3 separate regions of the Homo sapiens genome follow, and regions 2 and 3 are each linked to region 1. A link is a contact called in ENCODE Hi-C or POLR2A ChIA-PET data. All regions are on one chromosome and are shown on one strand. The core of a region is the stretch at or near the end of the contact, and the rest is flanking DNA. Distances in the headings are between cores, read along the strand shown.

Region 1 (4,333 bases), core at 1,714-4,213:
AAATTATGAAACAGAAACTGCAAGCAAAGTGCCTAGAACACAGAAGGGGCTCATCAAATGCTGGCTACCATAATTCCATATGCCTCTCAAGACTATGGGCTATTCAAGGGCTAGAACTCAGGTTCATTCACTTTTCCTTTTTTTTTTTTTTTTTTTTTGAGACAGGTTCTCACTCTGTCACCCAGCCTGCAGTGCAGTGACGCCATCTCTCTCAGCTCACTGCAGCCTCGACTTCCTGGGCTCAAGTGATCCTCCCACCTCAGCCTCCCAAGTAGCTGGGACTACAGGCGTGCACCACCACACCCGGCTAAGTTTTGTATTTTTTATAGAGAGGGGGTTTTGCCATGTTGCCCAGGCTGGTCTCAAACTCCTGAGCTCAAGTGATCCTACTCCCTCAGGCTTCCAAAGTGCCAGGATTACAGGTGTGAGCCACCACACCCAGCCACATTACACTGTACTAAATAGTAGACTTCAAAAGATGAAAAATGAAGGTAAAATAGAAATGTACCCCCCCAAAAAAACAGGAAAGGGATAGAAAATCGATTTGTAAATCAGACTCTGAATACTGAACAAAATTTCAACTAAAATTTTCCTTTTATTTAAAGATGGGGGCAGGGCACCATGGCTCACGCCTGTAATCCCAGCATTTTGGGGGGCCGAGGCTCCGGATCACCTGAGGTCAGGAGTTTGAGACCAGCCTGCCCAACATGGTGAAACCCCATCTCTACTAAAAATACAAAAACTAGCCAGGCGTGGTGGTGGGTGCCTGTGATCTCAGCTACTAGGGAGGCTGAGGCAGGGAGAATTGCTTGAATCCAGGAGGTGGAGGTTGCAGTGAGCCGAGATTGTACCATTGCACTCCAGTCTGGGAGACAGAGCAAGGCTCTATCTCAAAAAAATAAATAAATAAACAAAATAAAAATAAAGAGGGGAAGGGAGCGTCCTTAGATACAATTAAATGGACCTCTAACCTAACTGCATTTTCATCAAATCTTCACACCCAGAATTGGCTAAATTTTGTGTATTGGAGAAAGTGTGAGTATAGATTAATAGCACAGCCTTCACTTGAATCCAGTTCTGACACTTACTAGCCATATAACTTCAGCAACCTTGGATTCATGATCTCCAAAATGAGGATAATGAGGAATAATAAGATAATGTATGTAGAAAGTACTTAGTATATTGTATGACACAGAATAAGCATTCAGTGAATTTTATATGTTATAATGATGCTCCTTAAATCTTTAATGTTCATAAATCATGGTATATACATAGAATGGAATACTATTTTTAAAACTTAAAACACGAGGCAGTTCTATTCATATGAAATTGATATGGTATTGATATGGAATGATCTCCAAGCTACTAAATTTAAAAAGAAATTAACAATTAACAGAATTAACTGCTGTATACACAAAACAATGTGTACAGCATGTTACTACTTCTATTTTTTTAATACCATTATCTATATATGTATATGCTTATACATACACAGAATATATCTGGAAGAATACATAAGAAACTAGTATCACAGATTGCCTCTGAGGAGAAAAACTAAGCAGCTAAGGGATAGGGATAGAAAAAAGCCTTACATTTTGCCATATTCTTTCTTGCACCTGTTGAAATTTATAGCATTTGCTTTTATTGACTACCAAAAATGAAAAATAAAATTTATATTATAATCCACAGCTTACACTACCAGAATATTCCATTATATCTTTATTTATTTATTTACTTTTAACGACTACTCCAGCAGATCAGGGCTACCCCCAGGCAGTGTGTGGAGCCTATTCCATTATACTAAATGCATTATGCTAATCTTTGCAGAAAGACGTAAGGTGACCTAATCAAAGTTCTAGTATTAATTTCAACTGCATTGATGATAAGGGTCAAAGATTGTCATATTTTTAGCTAAATTAATAAATAATCTATTAAGGTATATACCTTATTAAGGTCTATCAATCTATTAAGGTATATTACAGGGGTTGCTTGGATTTGAGAAAAAGGAAAACGAGTATGTGGATGAGGGAGACAAGGAGAATAATTTCATTCATTCATTCACTCAAAAATCATATTTGCACGTCAAGTACCAATCATTGCGCTAAGTGCTTAGGAAACAATGACACAATGTCCTTGCCTTTGAAAATCGTGCAGTTTAGTGCGAATACATGAATAGAGCAGTAAAACTGGCACTCTTGGTTACTCAGAATATACATTCATTCATTCATTCATGAACATATAACTGAATGAAGGAAGCCAGGGAGAAAGAAAGCCCGGTGACAAAATAATTCCACTGAAGCCCCTAGTGACTTGAAAAGAACACCAAGAATCGATCCCTCAATCTGAGAATGTGTGTGGACCTTCCTTCCTAGAATCACGAGAGACATCAGGGCCTGCAGAGGTCCCAGGCGCGGCTCTTCCTCCAGTGCCCGTCAGTCACCAGCCCCGAGAGCTTGGAAAACGCAGAGGGTAGGGGTCCCCAGGCCCCAACCCCACACCTGCATCTCTTCAAGCCAGGCACTCCCACTAGGTTCAGCTCTCTAAACGTCCCGGAAGGAACAAACTCTGAGTCAACCTCTGACCCTCAAAATGAAAGTCACTCAGGGTCATTTCCCTCAGTGCTCAGGGCTCATTCACAGACAGTATAAAAGGTCAAGAGAAATGGAAACTCCTCTCGAGGAGCCCTCAGCTTCGTGAAAGCAGGAGACACCTGGGGTAGATCGGACAGGGAGGGTAATCCCAGAGGCTTCTCCAGTCATATGCAGTCGGCTCGGACTACTCATGGCACAGTCACTGACCTTTCCAAAAGGGCTTCCCAGGGGCGGTGGCCAGAGGAGCGAGAGCGGCGGCCCAGGCCCCGCACCCAACACATCTCCCTCTCAGCGGGCTCTGTGCTAAGGGGCGCAGGGTAACCAAGAGCGACCAGGAGGCCGCCATCTTGAACTCCGTACGAGGAGAGGAAGAGGAAAACTTTATTGGAACCCAGAAGAGAGACGGTGGCAAAGTCAAACCCCGCCGTGCACGCTGAAGGCTCCACCCGAGAGAACCAAGGGATCAGTTAGGGAACGTGACCTCCAGTAGCCACATGGGCGGGCTGCACTCCCGTGCCCTCCCGTCCTTCCGGACGCTGCCAGCCGGGACTACGACTCCCAGCATGCAGTGGGGTGGGGCGGGGTGGAACGGAACAGGCAGCTCCAGTCTGGGCAGTGGGAGGGAGGGCGATTCTCCGCCCGGCGCTGGCGGCCGGCCGAGGAACCCGAAGTTTTCAAGGAATTGGGAAGTGATTATGACGGGTAGGCAGGTAACCACTCTTGAGCCTTTTAAGTTAGCTCACATGACCGAGATTCCGAAACCTGAATAAAATGGAGGTGACCCAATGGGCCCTCGGGTTTTAACGGAAGAGTGGTGTCACTTCGTCACACCTCCCTAAATGGTAGGCCCATTTTTTATTTTATCTCCAGCGTCCAACTCATCTTTGACGAGTACCTGAAATGTGCGCCTACCGCTTTCCCTTTTCGTATTTGAATAATATAAATGGTACGCACTCAAATGTTTTGAAAGATTGTATAAGTGGCATGGGAAAGCCAAGGGCCTAAGAAGGACTGTCGGTGGACGGAGAAGTCATGGGACAGTGTATCCGAAGGGTAACTTCTCATTGATCTGCCCTAATTTGATTAAACAATAAATGCTTTGACATACTATAATAAGCGAATTAGGAGTACAAATTGCTGTCCAGAAGAGGCTGGCAATCCAGTAAGCGAGATGAATTCCAGAAAAGATAATACAGGCCGGGCTAGGTGGCTCATGCCTGGGAGGCCCAGGCAGGAGAATCGCTTGAGCCCGGGAGTTTGAGACCAGTCTGGGCAACATAGCGAGATCCTGTCTCTGCAAAAAATACAAAACTGGGCATGGTGGCCTGTGCCCTGTAGTCCTAGTTACTAGGGAGGCCGAGGTGGGGGTTGCGTCCAGGAGGTGGAGGCTGTAGTGAGCTGGGATTGTGCCACTGCACTCCTGCCTGGGAGACAGAGTGAGTCCCTGTCTCAAAAAAACAAAAAAAAAACAAAAAAAAAAAAAAAAAGAGAAGGCCCGGCGCGGTGGCTCACGCCTGTAATCCTAGCACTTTAGGAGGCTGAGGCAGGCGTATCACCTGAGGTCAGGAGTTCAAGACCAGCCTAGCCAACATGGTGAAACCCTGTCTCTACTAAAATACAAAAATTAGCCGGCATGATGGCAGGTGCCTATAATCCCAGCTACTTGGGAGGCGGAGGCAGGGAGAATCGCTTGAATCCGGGAGAGGGTGGCTGCAGTGAGTCGAGATCGTGCCACTGCACTC
Region 2 (4,412 bases), core at 1,246-3,745, 130 kb after region 1:
TGTGGTTTTTCCCCCAAAGTCCGGAGGGTTGGCCTGCCTCCTAGTCCACAGCGGGGGCGCAGCCGCAGGCGGGCAGAGCTCCCCGCTCACCCCTCCCTCGCCTCTGAGGCCTCACCTTTCAAGGGCCCCAGGGGCTCCACACCCCGAAAAGGACGAAAGAGCCCGGGGCTCCTTACTTCCAGGGGTGTAGGCGAGGGCCTGTCCCGGGGCGAGCGAGCTAGGAGGCCTGCCGAGACCCACGGGCTTCAGTTTTTGCAACGGAGGCTCAGAATGCAACAGAAACGGCCTCCTGAGCCTCCTGGGAAGGACACTCACGCCCGGGAATGCGGGCAACAAAAATCGAGGTCGCTTTACCTCCTGGAGATTCCAACAGCGAGGGCCAGGGTAGGCCCGAGCCTAAAGGGAAACCCAGTCCTGGGCCAGGGTCCGCTCTGCATTCCGGCCGCGGTGAGGGCTCCTTCTCTGCTCCCTCTGCCCCAGCTCGAAACATTTCTCCTTTTCTTTTTGTTCACGTTCATTTTGCTCTAATTTTTTAAAGGTCAGCACCCAAAGCAAAACAAAATGAAAACACAACCTCCTTCTTGGAGGGGGGTAGGAGGGCGGGAATTGCATCCCACTTAAGTGAGACTTCATTACCAGTCCTCAGAAGTATCTCCGATTCTCCCAACTTTCAAAGACTCAGGACAATGAGGGCGAGTGAAAGGGGGAGGGGGAGGGAAGGAACGCACAGAGCGCCAAAAATGCTATCTGCGAAAACAACACAAGCAGCAAGGCAACTTCGGGATATGGGGACTGCGGCGGCAACGGTAGTCCCCAGCCTCAGACCCTGGAGCCCGCAGCCGTGGGCCACTGGATGGCGGGAACTGAAATGCCCCCGGGAGATCTGAGCACCGTGACCGCGCCTGCTCAACGCTGGCTCGGGCCTGCACATTCTTGGGTTCCGCAGGCAGGGTGCAAGCAAATGCCCTCGCACACACACTTAGCCCTGCGCTCGTGAGTCTCGGGGTGGTGAGAGGTCAGCTGCGGCCTGGCGTTCGGAGAGCCGGCAGCTAAGGAAGTTCGAGGAAGGAGAGAAGCGCACGGAGGGAGCAGGCCGCGCACTCCTGCCTCTGCTGGGCTCCGGCTCGAAAAGTCCTTGGGATTAGGGATTTGGTCCTCTCTTTGCTAGAGTGGTTCGCCATACTTTAAATTCCCCAGTTATGACCTACGCGGATTTAGGATTAAGGAAAATGTGACTTTTAAATTGTTTCTGCTTCCCAGTTTGCAGGATTATTTGAAATAGCTAGAAACGGGGTGCAAAGCATTCCATTCAAAATCCGCTTTGCACAGAGTTGCTTTTGCGCGCTGGAGCTCGGAGTTTTGAGCGAGTGTGTTATTGTGCTACCGCCTGGAGCTGCGGCCCAGTTCCCGCCCCCATGGCCCCCCCATCCAGCACCTGGCGGCTAAATGGAGACAACTCATCCGACTGGTGGGCTGCGCGGGTCGTAACCTTCTCACCGCACCAGACAGGGGGGATCAAGCAATCCAGAGGCAACGAAACGGCTCTCCCCTCTCCACGAAATGCTCCAACTCACGGTCTACAGGTCTGGGCCGAACGCACACGCCCGCTGGAATCCCTCTCAGGGGCTCAGATTCGCAGCGCTCCAGGCAGGACCTCCCCCAGCCTCCCCGCTCGCTCGCCCCAGGCTGCGCGCCTAGGCCCCACGGCGGCCCGAGAGGTACCCACTTGTTGATCCGGCTGGCTTGCTCATGCTGGCTGTCCCGGGGCGGAGCGGTTGGTGGGCGCTGCCCGAGTCCCGGCCGGCAGCGCCCGCCTCGCCGCCGGGCGCCGCCGCTCTCCAGCTGCCCTCCAGCCTGCAAGGCTCCTGGGCGGGACAGGTGGGTGTCAGTCGCGCGCTGCGCTGCTCCCTGGGCGCTCAGAATTCGTCCAACAGTGGAAATTTAAGCATCCTTAAGTTTCTTCCCGGCTCTTGCAAAACCGCAGCTGCTGGGAATGCTGCTTGATATGGACACACACATGGACAGACAGATGGAGAGATGGACAGGAAGACTGAGGAAGAAGGAAGAACAGCAAGAGAGGGATGTTGAAAGACAGAGATGGAGACACGAAAATGGCCTTCCTACGGAGCGAAATCCCTCTTTTTCCCCATTCCTGTCACTCAGTCTTCGATCTCTCCCTCTACATAGGCATGCAGAGTGTGGGCAATCTCTGCCGACCGCTGGTCTCCCAAGGAAAGAAGGAAAACACTACCGCAGTCTCAGAGGCAGACGGGCTCCGCGCTGCCGGAACCCAAGCGCAGAGTGGGAAAACTAGATTGCTGGGAAATCTTCCGAGGGAAGAGGCGGCCAGGTCCGGGTTTCCGGGGAGAGCCGCGCACGCAGCGGCGAAGGGTCCCCGAAGTTCATTACCCCGTGACTTTGTGCCTGTCGCTGCGGGCTGGGTCCCCTGTAATATCTCCAGAAGCGCTCTGACAGGCAGCCGCGGGGAGGGGAATAGGGCGTCCCTGGCCCACTTAGCTTTTCCCCCAACTCCTGGCGGGGTCTGACGTCAGCCATGTGCGGGGAGGGGATGGGAAGAGGGAGGGGGTTAAATGCTAATGATATTAATGAACCTCCAAGCGGCTCCCAAAGAAAATGCAGGCGCTGTCGGAGCTTACGAGTTAGAAAGTGTGAATATGGGAGTGTGGCTCTGTGCGTGCGTGATGGTGAGGACGGTGCGGCTCGTAATAAAAATGAATTCGTATATTTCACGGCAAGAAGGAAGGGGAGGGGTGACGGGGCTTTCTCAAAACGCTTTTCCCCCTCTCTCCAGAGTGCCAGATAGATTCGCGGAAGAAATTGGGTGGCTGTGTGCTGGCGTGTGATTGTGCGCGCCGGACATGGCCATGTGAGTTGGTTCATTCTTGGTCCGGTGCCCCTTCTGTTGGGTAAAACTTGGATCTGGCCCGAGGTGAGTAATTTACTCATTTTGCACATATCTACGGAAAGTCAGGGCTGAGGATGGGGTCTTCTGGAGGTTCCGCGTTCCTTCGGCCTTCGCGCAGTGGGTTTGGGCACCAGCCGAGGGGAGGATGCCGCCAGCTTCCCCAAGCAGAGCTGGCCCATCCGACGCTGAGCGAATCTCTTGTCGCCTCCATTATCTGCACCGGGGCGGCTGGAGGGCAGAGCGTTCCCTCCCGCCGCTCGTCCTCGGCGGGCGTTGCGGGCTCCCGCTCTCCGGGCGGAGGAATAGTGAAGAGAGGCCCTCATCCCCTACCCCCTCCCCATTCCGCTTGCCTTCCCGCGATTCCTGAGCTCTCTCGCGCCTTGCTCTGTGCGCGGCGCTGGGAGAGCGCATGCCGAGGGAGCGATGATCCCCGATCTCTAAGAGATTAATTCTATTTAAGCTCTCTCGGCAGCTTGAACTTGTCGAACAAGAGCTTGCCAGTCCCTCCTCAGGGCGTGGACCCGGCCAGAGGTCAGAGGTTACACCTCCCGCCCTCCGCTCGACGTTCGCGGGGAGGGGAGCTGTGGCCGGCGCTCTGCAATTCCGCCAGCCCACCCCCCGGTCCCTCTTTCTCCAGACTCGGTGTCATCCCGGGCTTTCAATCAGAGTTCGCCTGTGCGTGCAAGTGAATGCTGGAGTCCCCCGAGCCCTGGGAGGGCGCAGCAGGTCCTCCGCCTGGGCGTCCCAGGGGGAGCGGGCTGTGCGCTCCAGTGGGCTCCGACAGCACGTGATTGCAACTTTCTGCCCAGCCTTGGCTCGGCCTCGAGCTCGGGGTCTCGCACACCACACACACCAGAGCCTGTGTCCTCCTTAGTGGGGCGCCGCGACCAAGGCTGGGGTCCCGGGGAAAGAGCAAGATGGGGGGATCTTTATCTCTCAGTTTATTCCCTCCTCCTCGGTTTTTCGAATTGGGACGAGATTGGGGGATTGTGGGACGAGGCCATAAGCGCGTAGGGGTTTATTAGGTGACAGGAGGAGAAATCAGCGTTTTTTGACAGCCAACTTGTACAGCCGCTTGTGGAGCTAGCCCGACCGGCGGCGTAGCGCTTTCTCGAACTCGGCGCCCAGAGAGGGGAGGAATTTCGGGCAGGATTTGAGAAACACAATAAGATGCCAGGCTCCGTTTGGAATCCTCAGGTTCTGGTTCACGCCAGAAATCCACTTGCTTCAGCCACCTACCACCACCACCCCCATAACGCGGACGCGATTATGGGGTTCTTTGGTTCAGGACAAAGAACTTCAAGGGTGGAACTAATTTATCTGGGGCGAAGATGAGGGCAGTGTGGGGGGTGATGACTAGACCCAGGCCTGTCTGCAGGGGAAGCATTTAGGGGTCTGTTTCGAGAAGGAGAACTACTAATTGCTTTGCCTGTGCGGGGGCTGGACGATGGCTTTCCTGGGCTCCAAACCACCTCTTCCCCTACTC
Region 3 (4,447 bases), core at 1,378-3,877, 160 kb before region 1:
AAAGAGTGAATTGTATCTCAATAATTTTTTTCTAAAAAATACAAAAAAAACAAGTAGCAAGATAGTATATTTAAACCCAGCCATATCAACAATCACATCAAGTGTAAATGGTTTAAATATCCCCAATTAAAAGAAAAAGATTGTCAGATTGCATAAAAAATAAATACCCAAATATATGTTGCCAACAAGAAACCCATTTTAATATAAAGACACAGATAGGCTGAAAGTAAAAAAGATGAGAAAAGACATATCATGCAAACACTAATTTTAAAAAAGCTGAAGTGGCTACATTAATATTAAGCATAGTAGAAGGAATATTACCAGGAATAATGAGGTTCATTTCATACTTATGAAGAGGTCAATTCATCAAGAGAACATATCAATCCTAAACATTTATATACCTAATAACAGAGCTTCAAAATACATGAAGCAAAACCAGACAGAACTGTAAGAGGAAATAGAAAAATCCATAATTATACTTGGAAATTTCAGCACCTCTTTCTCAATACTTAATAGAAAAAGAAGACAAAAAATCAGTAAGAATATAGGAGACTTGAACAACCCTGTCAACCAACTTGACCCAATGGCCTTTAAAGTACACACTACTAACAATAGCAGAATACATAATCAAGTGCATGAGAAACTTGTTCCAAGATGCATCATATTCTGGGCCATAAAGCAAGCCTCAATAAATTCAAAAGGATTCAAATCATACAACATAGATTCTGTAACCATAATTAGTTAAATCTGGGAATCATTAACAGAAAGATGTATAAAAAAATCACCAAACGTTCAGAAAGTAAATAACACACTTTTAATAACCCATGGGCCAAAAAATAAATCAGGAGAGAAAACATGACATAATAAAACATGTGAGATGCAGCTAAAGTTTAGTTTGAAAGTGCTTATATGAGAGCAGAAAGGTTTAAAATCAAGGACTTAATCTTCTACCTTAAAAAACTAGAAAAGGAAGAGCAAATTAAATCCAAACTAAGCAGAAGAAAGGAAATAATGAAAGTTCAGAAATTAAGGATATAGAAAACAGAAAGTAATAATAGAGAAAATCAACACAACAAAAGCAGTTTCGTTGGGAAGATCAATAGACTTAAAACTGCAGTAAGCATGATCAGAAAAAAACAGAGAAGGCTATCTTTTTAAAAATCTTTTGATTATGAAAAATTTTACACATAAACACATGTGAAGAGAATAGTTCTATTAAAACCCCAATGTAAAATCACCCACTCAATACATGGCATGGTCAATCTTGTTTCCTCTATACCTCCCCTCAATTCTCCTACACTGGATTATTTTGAAGCAAATCCTAGACATTGTATTATTTCATCTGTAAATATTTTCATTTCTGATTATTTCTTATGTAGAAAAACCTAAATGTTCTTCTGTGCCATGATGCTAAGAAGAAGTAAAACATAATCTGTAAACATCAGAAATATCCCAAATATCTTCATCCCTTCCCCAGACTGAGGAATTAGCCAGACAACAGTCAGAACCTCAAGAAAGTAGACAGTTTCTTTGATTGCCAGAGACAGAAATTCTATCTCTTGTTCTCTGAGGAACAGACTTCAGGGTCAGGCACGGTGGCTCACTCCTGTAATCCCAGCACTTTGGGAGGCCGAGGCAGGCGGACTGCTTGAAACCAGCCTGGCCAACATGGTGAAACCCCAGCTCTACTAAAAATACAAAAATTAGCTGGGCGTGGTGGCATGCGCCTGTAATCCCAGCTACTCGGTAGGCTGAGGCACGAGAATTGCTCGAACCTGGGAGGCGGAGGTTGCAGTGAGCTGAGATCTCACCACTGCATTCCAGTCTGGGCAACAGAGTGAGATTCTGTCTCAATAATAATAATAAAAAAGAACAGACTTCAGGAAGGCCCAGTGACTGGTGCTGCTGAAGGATGGGAAACTGACCTTTGATTTACACTGACAATAAACATTCAGTCATGGCTTAGGGTTTGCACCTGGTAATTGTACCTGGCAAGCAGGCAGGCATATAGCCAGAGTCTCCACAGCAATCAAGACTTACCAGGAGGGTATAAACCCACTCACCTAAGAATGACAAAGGTGATCTAATGGGATCCTTATCTTGATCAGGTGCTATCTTTGTCACCTAATGGGCCCTCAAAGGCCAAAAAAACTTACAGCTTCATCTGGGAATATGCTCTATTATCTTCTGTTTTGTGCAAGTGTCTCCATGTGGATACATTTCTGCAACCTTGACTGCTAAATAAATTTTATAGTCTTAAACTGTGTGGTATTTTTCCACTGATACCATCACTATTCCATTGTGACACCATGCAAACTAGTGTGAGAAGTAGAAATGATAGGAATATAATGGAGTCTAAAAGACACATGAGAGAATTTAAGGAACTGGAGGAGGAGTAGAGCCAGCTCATATTTGGCATAAGACCATAAAAATTTTGTTGTAGAGGATGAAATAAATATTTCAATGGGGTGTGCATACTGCCTGCTACAGGACTCTGGGCAGTCTAGCACAACGTATTGAAACAAATGACGGCCTAAAAGGAAGGGGGCCGGACTTAAGCATTTTCAAGTTGCTTGCACTGGTGAATGTTTCAGAGGTTCTTCAGTGGGAATTGAAACAGGAAATGACTGGGCTAGCTGTCTAACTGGTAAGAAAAACTGAGACTGAAACTGCAGATTCCAGTGTCTGGGACAGAATTGTAATGGTAATGATGGGTGATGGAGAGAAGGTACCAAGCTGTCCTAGACACTCCATTAAACCAGAAGGTGGCAACCTTAGAGGCAGAAGCTGGGTCTCAGCCAAAGTTTAGGTATGGGAAGATGTGATGATCACTCTAAGAAATGTTTTTAAGTTTCATTAATCTGATTCTCACAGTTGAGAGCAGAGGAGTGTTTGTAAGTAATATCACAGGCAAGAAACATGAAGTTTTTAATTATGGGGAAGTATGTTTTAACACATAGAAGCTTCAGTCTTAGTTTTCACAGACCTTTCTTCTGAAACAGAGCTATAACCTTGAAGCTGTGTGTCTTTTTGTCAGCTAATTGTTATTCTTTTAAAAAATGGTGTTCAAAGTTATATTCTCCAAAATGATTTTCTATTTGGAATAGATATTTCCCAAGTGGAAAACCAAGAGTGCTTGAGACATAAAACTTCCACTAGTAAAAGTATTTAAGAAAAAACTTTTTTTTTGAAATCTGTTCAAAAGATGGGTAAATACATTATATTAGCCAAGCACAAATATGTGAATATTTGGGCTGTATCTAAAAATCCATAAATTAGATTTTTCACCATTTTCAGGATGATCCAAAATCCCCATATTGAAATGGTCTTGAGACAATTTAAGTTTTAAGCAACTGAACAATGTGCTTCAGATGTAGTTTTGTTGAAGTGGTGGATGACTTCAGTGGACAGAAGCCAACTGAAACAAAGGGAGGAAGCCCGGTTCTTTAAGGTCTAATGTCCGGTAAATGCCCCCTGTTGGGAGAGACAAGCCCCTCCATGGGTCTCTCCATCACATCTTGCTGAGTATGCCAAGAATGCGAGGCCCTAACCATTTCTCAAGGTTGTGTGTGTAGTGAGCAACCTTGAAAGATGAGACAATGTCTCCCTCGAGACAAAAAGCAGACTTGCTTATGTCTGGCTATAAAATGGCAGATTTCACAAGCTCAGAGCTATTTTCCTGTAACACAATTCACTGCCTGTTGCAGGAATTATCTAGGCCCTCAGCAAAACACCCTCCCCTCCACTCCATGGGACTAAGGAGCAAGGAGGGAACTGACACAACATGCTAATGCTCATACTGCTATCTGTGCCAAGGCTAATAAGATCCTGTGTCTCTGACCCAGGTCTCTGTTGTCTTCTGTCAGCACTTATGAAATAATAAAAGGCAAACCTATTTTAGGTTTAGGCTCGTAAGTGGGGTAAAATAAAATCCCAGGACCAATGCCTGCCCCCATCCCTTTTGGTTCAGTTTAAAACTTCTCTTGAGGTTACGGCATCTGTGTGGAGGGCACAGTGTTTGTATGTGAGTATGGAAAGATATGGTGTTTGAATAGAACCCTCCCTTCAACAGACTTAGTAGAGAAAAGAACCTATAGGACTCAGCCTTGGAATAAAAAAGAGACAGCAAGTGTGAGTCCAGGGTGATGTGAACTCCTCTCCCCAGGAAACCAGTAACGCTTCACAATAGGGATAGCAAAATGGCCTGGGGAAGCATATCATGGATCCTTCAGCAATGGTGCTTCCTGTTTAAAAAGATATGCATATATAAAATAATAACCTCTAGTATTACCAGCCCCCAAACAGAGAGCTAATCTGAAGCAGTTAAATTCTCTGTAAGCATGAGATGGGGTCACCCTTGATCAGTACCAGACAATTCAAAATAGATTACTGTCCAAGTCTCCATCCAGATGCAAATGGAAGCCCAGTGCTTGATTGATCTGTTTGG

What was found. A loop is a pair of places that touch in the nucleus more often than their neighbours do. ChIA-PET counts read pairs that join two places held with the same protein, here RNA polymerase II (POLR2A). Pooled maps may share reads with other maps.
Region 2: a pooled map shows a loop between it and region 1 (2.5-fold over the local background). The contact joins the promoter of NR2E1 here to the promoter of AFG1L in region 1. A Hi-C loop is called at or near these places in 1 of 168 maps with a recorded cell type or tissue (sciatic nerve) and 3 of 50 pooled maps. POLR2A ChIA-PET finds 5 or more read pairs at or near these places in 1 of 52 experiments (HEK293T).
Region 3: a map of endothelial cell of umbilical vein shows a loop between it and region 1 (9-fold over the local background). The contact joins the enhancer-like site here to the promoter of AFG1L in region 1. A Hi-C loop is called at or near these places in 1 of 168 maps with a recorded cell type or tissue (endothelial cell of umbilical vein) and 10 of 50 pooled maps. POLR2A ChIA-PET finds 5 or more read pairs at or near these places in 4 of 52 experiments (HEK293, HepG2, activated CD4-positive, alpha-beta T cell and 1 more).

What each region holds. Positions count from the first base shown.
Region 1 is chr6:108,293,684-108,298,016 of GRCh38, reverse strand. AFG1L (AFG1 like ATPase) reads right to left here and starts at 2,963. Exons shown (of 13, transcript NM_145315.5): 1 at 2,799-2,963. The coding sequence starts at 2,937. RefSeq lists an enhancer at 2,622-3,111.
Region 2 is chr6:108,164,105-108,168,516 of GRCh38, reverse strand. NR2E1 (nuclear receptor subfamily 2 group E member 1) reads right to left here and starts at 2,495. Exons shown (of 9, transcript NM_003269.5): 1 at 1,727-2,495. The coding sequence starts at 1,751. RefSeq lists enhancers at 749-1,650, 2,551-3,452, 4,354-4,412.
Region 3 is chr6:108,452,076-108,456,522 of GRCh38, reverse strand. The region is part of intron 8 of AFG1L (AFG1 like ATPase); the gene reads right to left. Among named protein-coding and RNA genes, the nearest start is that of FOXO3, 110 kb to the left of the region's middle. Within about 2 kb of position 2,627, at least 3 of the 41 ENCODE cell types and tissues checked have a DNase peak (open chromatin) inside an H3K27ac peak, as active enhancers do; they include endothelial cell of umbilical vein, where a contact is called at or near this core.